Linked DNA regions of Homo sapiens: all the other regions are linked to region 1. Evidence: read pairs that join two places in POLR2A ChIA-PET (ENCODE). Cell type or tissue: GM12878. All regions are shown on one strand.

Evidence for each region. ChIA-PET counts read pairs that join two places held together with the same protein. Peaks named below come from ENCODE experiments on the same cell type or tissue, not always from the same donor. Only the 100,000 strongest peaks of a DNase experiment are listed, where the experiment ranks them.
Region 2: POLR2A ChIA-PET joins it to region 1 with 6 read pairs; 17 of 35 experiments call an interaction of 5 or more read pairs at or near these places.
Region 3: POLR2A ChIA-PET joins it to region 1 with 5 read pairs; 7 of 35 experiments call an interaction of 5 or more read pairs at or near these places.

Annotation. Positions count from the first base shown.
Region 1 is chr14:35,033,601-35,036,100 of GRCh38, reverse strand. No RefSeq gene overlaps it. Among named protein-coding and RNA genes, the nearest start is that of FAM177A1, 11 kb to the left of the region's middle. In GM12878, no CTCF peak of the experiment used is centred here; a DNase peak (open chromatin) is centred at 963.
Region 2 is chr14:35,295,607-35,298,106 of GRCh38, reverse strand. All of the region lies in intron 1 of PSMA6 (proteasome 20S subunit alpha 6), which reads right to left. The region is part of intron 9 of PRORP-PSMA6 (PRORP-PSMA6 readthrough); the gene reads right to left. Among named protein-coding and RNA genes, the nearest start is that of PSMA6, 4.5 kb to the right of the region's middle. In GM12878, no CTCF peak of the experiment used is centred here; no DNase peak of the experiment used is centred here; H3K4me3 peaks cover 2,008 bases.
Region 3 is chr14:34,959,787-34,962,286 of GRCh38, reverse strand. The region is part of intron 2 of SRP54-AS1 (SRP54 antisense RNA 1); the gene reads left to right. Among named protein-coding and RNA genes, the nearest start is that of SRP54-AS1, 22 kb to the left of the region's middle. In GM12878, no CTCF peak of the experiment used is centred here; no DNase peak of the experiment used is centred here.

The DNA of each region.
Region 1 (2,500 bases):
TTGGAACTTCCTAGAGATTTGTTAAATGGCTTTGACCAAAATGCTGATAATGACATAGACAATGAAATCCAGGCTGAGGTGGTCTCAGATGGAGATGAGGAATTTGTTGGGAACTGGAGTAAAGGTGACTCTTGCTATCTTTTAGCAGAAAGACTGGCAGCATTTTGCCTCTGCCCTGGAGATTTGTGGAACTTTGAACTTGAGGGAGATGATTTAGGGTATCTGGCAGAAGAAATTTCTTTTTTTTTGTGATGGAGTCTCGCTCTGTTACCCAAGTTGGAGTGCAGTGGCATGATCTCAGCTCACTGCAACCTCCACCTCCCGGGTTCAAGCAATTCTCCTGCCTCAGCCTCCCAAATAGCTGGGACTACAGGCGCATGCCACCATGCCCAGCTAATTTTTGTATTTTTAGTAGAGATGGGGTTTCACCATGTTGGCCAGGATGGTCTCGATCTCTTGACCTTGTGATCTGCCAGCCTCAGCCTCCCAAAGTGCTGGGATTACAGGCATGAGCCACTGCACCCAGCCTCTGGAGGAAGAAATTTCTAAGCAGCAAACCATTCAAGAGGTGACTTGGGTGCTGTTAATAGTATTCCATTTTAAAAGGGAAACAGAACAAAAGTTCAGAAAATTTGCAGCCTATGTGATAGAAAAGAAAAACCCATTTTCTGAGGAGAAATTCAAGCTGGCTGCAGAAATTTGCGTAAGTAATGAGGAGCTGCCAGGTGCGGTGGCTCATGCCTGTAATCCCAGATGAGACTTTGGACTGTGGACTTTTGAGTTAATGCTGAAATGAGTTAAGACTGTGGGGGACTGTTGGGAAGGCATGATTGGGTTTGAAATGTGAGGACATGATATTTGGGAGGGACCAGGGGCAGAATGATATGGTTTGGCCGTGGACCTGGTGGTACATAAATGAATCATGGAGGCGGTTTCCCCCATACTGTTCTCATAGTAGTGAATGAGTCTCATGAGAACTGATGGTTTTTTAAGGGGAAACCCCTTTTGTTTGGTTCTCATTCTCTCTTGCCGCCTGTACCCCCACTGTATCTAGGCAGGCAGATCACCTGAGGTTGGGAGTTTGAGACCAGCCTGACCAACATGAAGAAACTCCATCTCTACTAAAAATACAAAATTAGCCAGGTGTGGTGGCATGTGCCTGGAATCCCAGCTACTCAGGAGGCTGAGGTAGGAGAATCACTTGAACCCAGGAGACAGAGGTTGCGGTGAGCCGAGATTGTGCCATTGCACTCCAGCCTGGGCAACAAGGGCGAAACTCTTGTCTTAAAAAAAAAAAAGGAGCCAAATGTTAATCACCAAGACAGTGGGGAAAATGTTTCCAGGGCATGTCAGAGACCTTTGCAGCAGCCCCTCCTATAACAGGCCCAGAGGCCTAGGAGGAAAAAATGGTTTTGTGGGCTGGGCTCAGGGCCCCCTGCTGTGTGCAGCCTTGGGACCTGGTGCCCTGTGTCCCAGCCACTGTAGCCATGGCTAAAGGGTGCCAAGGTACAGCTCAGGCCACGGCTTCAGAGGATGCAAGTACCAAGCCTTGGCAGCTTCCACGTGATGTTGAGCCTGTGAGCGCACACAAGTCAAGAACTGAGGTTTGGGAACCTGCACCTAGATTTCAGAGGATATATGAAAACGCTTGGATGTCCAGGCAGGAGATTGCTGCAGGAGCAGGGCCCTCACAGAGAACCTCTGCTAGGGCAGTGCAGAAGGGAAATGTGGAGTTGGAGGCCCCCCAGAGTCCCTACTGGGGCACTACTTAGTGGAGCTGTGAGAAAAGGGCCACCATCCTCCAGACGCCAGAATGGTAGATCCACCAACTGCTTGCACTGTGCACCTGGAAAAGCCACAGACAACACCAGCCTGTGAAAGCAGCCGGGAGGGGGGCTGTTCCCTGCAAGGCCACAGGGGCACAGCTGCCCAAGGCTGTGGGAGCCCACCTCTTACATCAGTGTGACATGGATGTGTGACAAAGGAGGCAAAGATCACTTTGGAGCCTTGAGATTTGACTGCCCCACTGGATTTCAGACTTGCATGGGGCCTGTAGCCCCTTTGTTTTGGCCGATTTCTCCCATTTGCAATGGCTGTATTTACCCAATGCCTGTACCCCCACTGTATCTAGGAAGTAACTAATTTGCTTTTGATTTTACAGGCTCAGAGGTGGAAGGGACTTGCCTTGTCTCAGATGAGACTTTGGACTGTGGACTTTTGAGTTAATGCTGAAATGAGTTAAGACTGTGGGGGACTGTTGGGAAGGCATGACTGGTTTTGAAATGTGAGGACATGATATTTGGGAGGGACCAGGGGCAGAATGATATGGTTTGGCTGTGGACCTGGTGGTATATAAATGAATCATGGAGGCGGTTTCCCCCATACCGTTCTCATAGTAGTGAATGAGTCTCATGAGCACTGATAGTTTTTTAAGGGGAAACCCCTTTTGCTTGGTTCTCATTCTCTCTTGCCGCCATGTAAGATGTGCCTTTTGCCTTCC
Region 2 (2,500 bases), 260 kb before region 1:
TAGATTGAACCACACGAAACTGCCATTTTTACAGGTTAAAAATTAGTCAAAGACCAGCAGTTTCATGGTTGAACCCAACAACAAACCATTAGGTTAGGAAGTAAATTGCTTCCTTGCTCAAACAAAATGGTATCAACAGTTATTTTGTATGTAGAAATGTCATTTCCATAGTAATATCTTATTTGCTTTGTTTCCTTCCCTACCATTTTCCCCAACACTTCCTCAATTTCTCTGGGATTCATTTGTATACTAGAAAAATACAGTGGCTAAACATAAAAGGCACGGTGGCAAAATGTTCAGGACAGGCACACGATGCAAGACAATGGCTCACACTGTACACAGCTCAGGCTGTGAGAACAACAGCAGAGATATATATTCCCTTTATGTCACTCATCAGGTGTTGCAAAGCATTTACAGGTGATTCTGAGGTCCTACCAATTATTAGAAATGTAACTCAAGACTTTTTCCACCCATAATTTTGTTTAGAATGCTGTAGAGTTTCGGGATGTAAATATGATTTTCTCCCATATAAACGTGGGCTTGAAAAATAAAAATGAATTGAGAGATACATATTCTATGAGTTATTAAAAAACAGGCCTCACGGTGGCTCACGCCTGTAATCCCAGCACTTTGGGAGGCCGAGGCAGGCGGATCACGAGGTCAGGAGACTGAGACCATCCTGGCTAACACGGTGAAACCCCGTCTCTACTAAAAATATAAAAAATTAGCTGGGCTCGGAGGCAGGCGCCTACAGTCCCAGCTACTCAGGAGGCTGAGGCAGGAGAACGGCGTGAACCCAGGAGGCGGAGTTTGCAGTGAGCAGAGATTGCAACACTGCACTCCAGCCTGGGTGACAGAGCGAGACTCAATCCCCCCCAAAAAAATAAAAATAAAAATAAAACGGGATGTTCTACTGGGACAAAGAAAGTATATTCATATTCAATTTCAATGCTGTGTGGCAAAAAAAAAAAAAAAAAAAAAAAAAAACTTTGTTAAGATTTTTTTGAAGCTACTTATTTGCTTTTCCCTAAACTTGTAGGCTACATAATTGAGATGTGTGGTTCACTATAAAGTGCCTCCTAACCTTTTACTCTTTAGAACAGTGATTCCTCAAGGGGGTGGGGTCATTAGAAATCTTGGCACTGGGGGAGGGGGAAAGAGAGGGGGAATATGAGGTTTGAAAATACAGCAGTATTTGATCCCATCACTTTTTCTGTGTAGTTATATATGTATTTATGTAGATATGCACATGTATGTATGTGTATGCATGCACACACATGCATTGAATTTCAAATCAGATTCAAAGAGGGCATGAGAAGCCTGGGTTGAGAAATACTGCTTTGAAATAAGAATATTTTTTAAATTGCAAAAGAGGCAAATGGTAAGTACTTCTCAGTCATTTGTGAAATTTCTGACTCCATTTACATCAGCCATTTGTTTCTTCTTGACAGTATCCCCTACAGAAAATACTAATTGAAGGCGGGGCATGGTGGCTCACGCTTGTAATCCCAGAACTTTGGGAGGCCGAGGTGGGCAGATCATGAGGTCAGGAGTTCAAGACCAACCTGGCCAACATAGTGAAACCCTGTTTCTACAAAAAATACAAAAACTAGCCGGGCATGGTGGCAGGCGCCTGTAATCCCAGCTACTCGGGAGGCTGAGGCAGGAGAATCACTTGAACCCAGAAGGCAGAGGTTGCAGTGAGCTGAGATCACGCCATTGCACTCTAGCCTGGGCGACCAAGTGAGACTGTCTCAAAAACAAACAAACAAACAAACAAACAAACACCCAGAAAACATTGAGTGCTTACTATATATACCGGGCAATGTTTTAAATGCTTTACATTTATTAACTAATTAAATCCTTAAAGCCCTATAAGGTAGGTGGTTATTATCTTTATTTTACAGATAAAAAGTTCTTAGAGTTGGTATGCAGTAAGGACTTGAACTCAGGAATTCTGGCTTCAATACACAATGACACTTCTACATTTTATTTTCAGTATGTCTCCACCAGTCCATTTCTTTCTAGTTCCCTATCAGCACGCTCCCTTCTTTGTAGCAACCAGGCAGTGCTCACATACACCTGTCAAGCAAATCCAAATGACCACTCCTCTTCTCCTTTGCCAGACCTATCCAGCAAAGGATCAGCAAACAGAAGAGAAGGGCCTACAAGTAGCCAGGCTGAATTTGGCCAACTAGGGCCTCAGTCCCATTCCCCCTACAATGCACCTCCTCCCTCTAGTAACTTGGGCAATTCCTGAAAATAGATTACAAAGCTAGGTGTTCTACAATTTTTAACAAATGAATACATGCACACACATACAACCTGCATATGTACATTAAGAGAAATATTTCAGGCCGAGCGCAATGGCTCATGCCTGTAATCCCAGCACTTTGGGAGGCCGAGGTGGGTGGATCACCTGAAGTCAGGAGTTCAAGACCAGCCAGACCAACATGGTGAAACCCCATCTCTATTAAAACTGCAAAATTAGCCAGGAGTG
Region 3 (2,500 bases), 74 kb after region 1:
GCAACCCGATAAAAACTTTTTGGCCAGGTGCAATGCCTCATGCCTATAATTCCAGCACCTTAGCAGGCCAAGGTGGGAGGATTGCTTGAGGCCAGGAGTTCAATACCAGCCTGAGAAACTATCTCTCCCCCACAAAAAAAAAAAAAAAAAAAAAAATTAGCCAAGTATGGTGGCACACACCAGTAAGTCCCGGCTACCTGGGAGGCTGAGGCAGGACTCCTTTAGCCCAGCAGTTTGAGGCTTCATTGAGCTACAGTCATGCCACTGCAGCCCAGCCTGGATAACAGCTAGACTTTGTCTTTTAAAAAAATAAAAACTCTGAGGCTGGCCTGGTGGCTTACACCTGTAATTCCAGCACTTTGGGAGACCAAGGCGGGCAGATCACCTGATGTCAGGAGTTTGAGACCAGCCTGGCCAATGTGGCAAAACCCCGTCTCTACTAAAAATACAAAAATTAGTCAGGTGTGGTGGCGCCTGCCCTGTAATCCCAGCTACTTGGGAGACAGAAGCAGGAGAATTGCTTGAACCCGAGGAGCGGAGGTTGCAGTGAGCTGAGATCATGCCACTGCACTCCAGCCTGAGCAACACAGCAAGACTCTGTCTCAAATAAATAAATAGATAAAACTTTTTTTATACCTTTTTTTTTTTTTTTTGAGACAGGGTCCCTCCCTGGGCTCAGACGATCCTCCCACCTTAGCCTCCCAAGTAGCTGGGACTACGGGTGTGCTCCACCAACCTGGCTAATTTTTGTGTTTTTTTTGGTAGAAACAGGGTTTCACCACATTGCCCAGGATGGTCTTGAAATCCTGAGCTCAAGCGATCTGCCCACCTTAGCCTCCCAAAGTGCTAGGATTACAGGCCTCAGTCACTGCACCTGGTTTTTTGGTTTTTTTGTTTTGTTTTTTTTTTTTTGAGACGGAGTCTCACTCTGTCGCCCAGGCTGGAGTGCAGTGGTGTGATCTCAGCTCACTGCAAGCTCTGCCTCCTGGGTTCACACCATTCTTCTGCCTCAGCCTCCCGAGCAGGTGGGACTACAAGTACCCACCACCATGCCTGGCTAATTTTTTGTATTTTTAGTAGAGACGGGTTTCACCATATTAGCCAGGATGGTCTCAATCTCCTGACCTCGTAATCCGCCCGCCTCGGCCTCCCAAAGTGCTGGGATTACAGGTGTGAGCCACCGCGCCCAGCCACACCTGGTATTTTTATACCACCTTATGACTTTTAGAAACCTTAACAGTTTCCTTCCTTAAAGCTATAAACAAATGGATTTGAGGTATCTTAAAATTAACAGAAAGGGATTCTAGGATTGTTTTTTATTGTATCTGTTGAAATCCAACTAGCCTCCAAGGTTCAATTTTTCCTTTTTCATTTGTTTTTGTTGTTGTTTCTTTCTTTCTTTTTTTTTTTTTTTTTTTTTTTTGAGACAGAGTCTTGCTCTGTCACCCAGGCTGGAGTGCGGTGGCATGATCTCAGCTTACTCCAACCTCCTCTTCCCAGGTTCAAGCAATTCTCCTGCCTCAGCCTCCCAAGTAGCTGGTATTACAGGCACATGCCACCAAGCCTGGCTAAGTTTTGTATTTTTCGTAGTGACTGGGTTTCACCATGTTGGCCAGGCTGGCCTCAAACTCCTGACCTCAAATGATCCACCCACCTTGGCCTCCCAAAGTGTTGGGATTACGGGCGTGAGCCACTGCGCCCGGCCTGTTTCATCTTTTGTACAGGGCTTTTCTCTGAATCCTTGGTTTTCTGCTCATGCTTAAGAATGAGTAACAAAAAAGCTGATTGAAGTTCTGAGTGGGGATTGTTAACTGTGGACTTCACTATTGAGTGATCTTGCTGGGTAGTTCATTAGTTGGGAAATATCTAGTGAAATATCTTAAGATCTTTCCTTTTGGGCTGATCTGATTGCCTAGAAAAAACCTTTTCAATCTTCTAGCTGAATAACAAGCTGCATACTGGGAACAGAGTGGTAGAGCAAAAGGGTTGAAGAGGCAGGGTTCTCAGCATTCTGCATGCATGTTTCCTTAATTCCTCAGTTTTCAGTACGTTACCCTTTCTTTCAGCGAGGCCTGGAATCCCCTGGTTGTCTGGTTCAACCATTTCCAGAGAATAAACCTCTATTCATTTGCTGGAGTAGGAGAAAGGGAAATAGGGATCTGACTGCGTCTTAATCTGACTTTCAGCCACATTCCCTTATTTTTAGCATTTCCCCCTACTTCACCTGGTACCACCAATTATTAGCCTTTTGGAGATTCTGTAGCATAAGTCAGATTTGAGTCTTAGCTCTCAATACTTCTATCTTTGAAATCAATTTTCTCTGGTCTCCTAAATTCCTTATCACTTCTCCTTTTGTTCTAACAACAAATTTTTATATCTGTTATTTCCTTTCCCATTCTACCCATCCTTGAAGGTTTACACCTTCTTTTAAAAACCCCTATTCTGTCATTATAATGGGGTTTCAGTAATGTACATACATGTCTCTTATCCACTGTCTTTA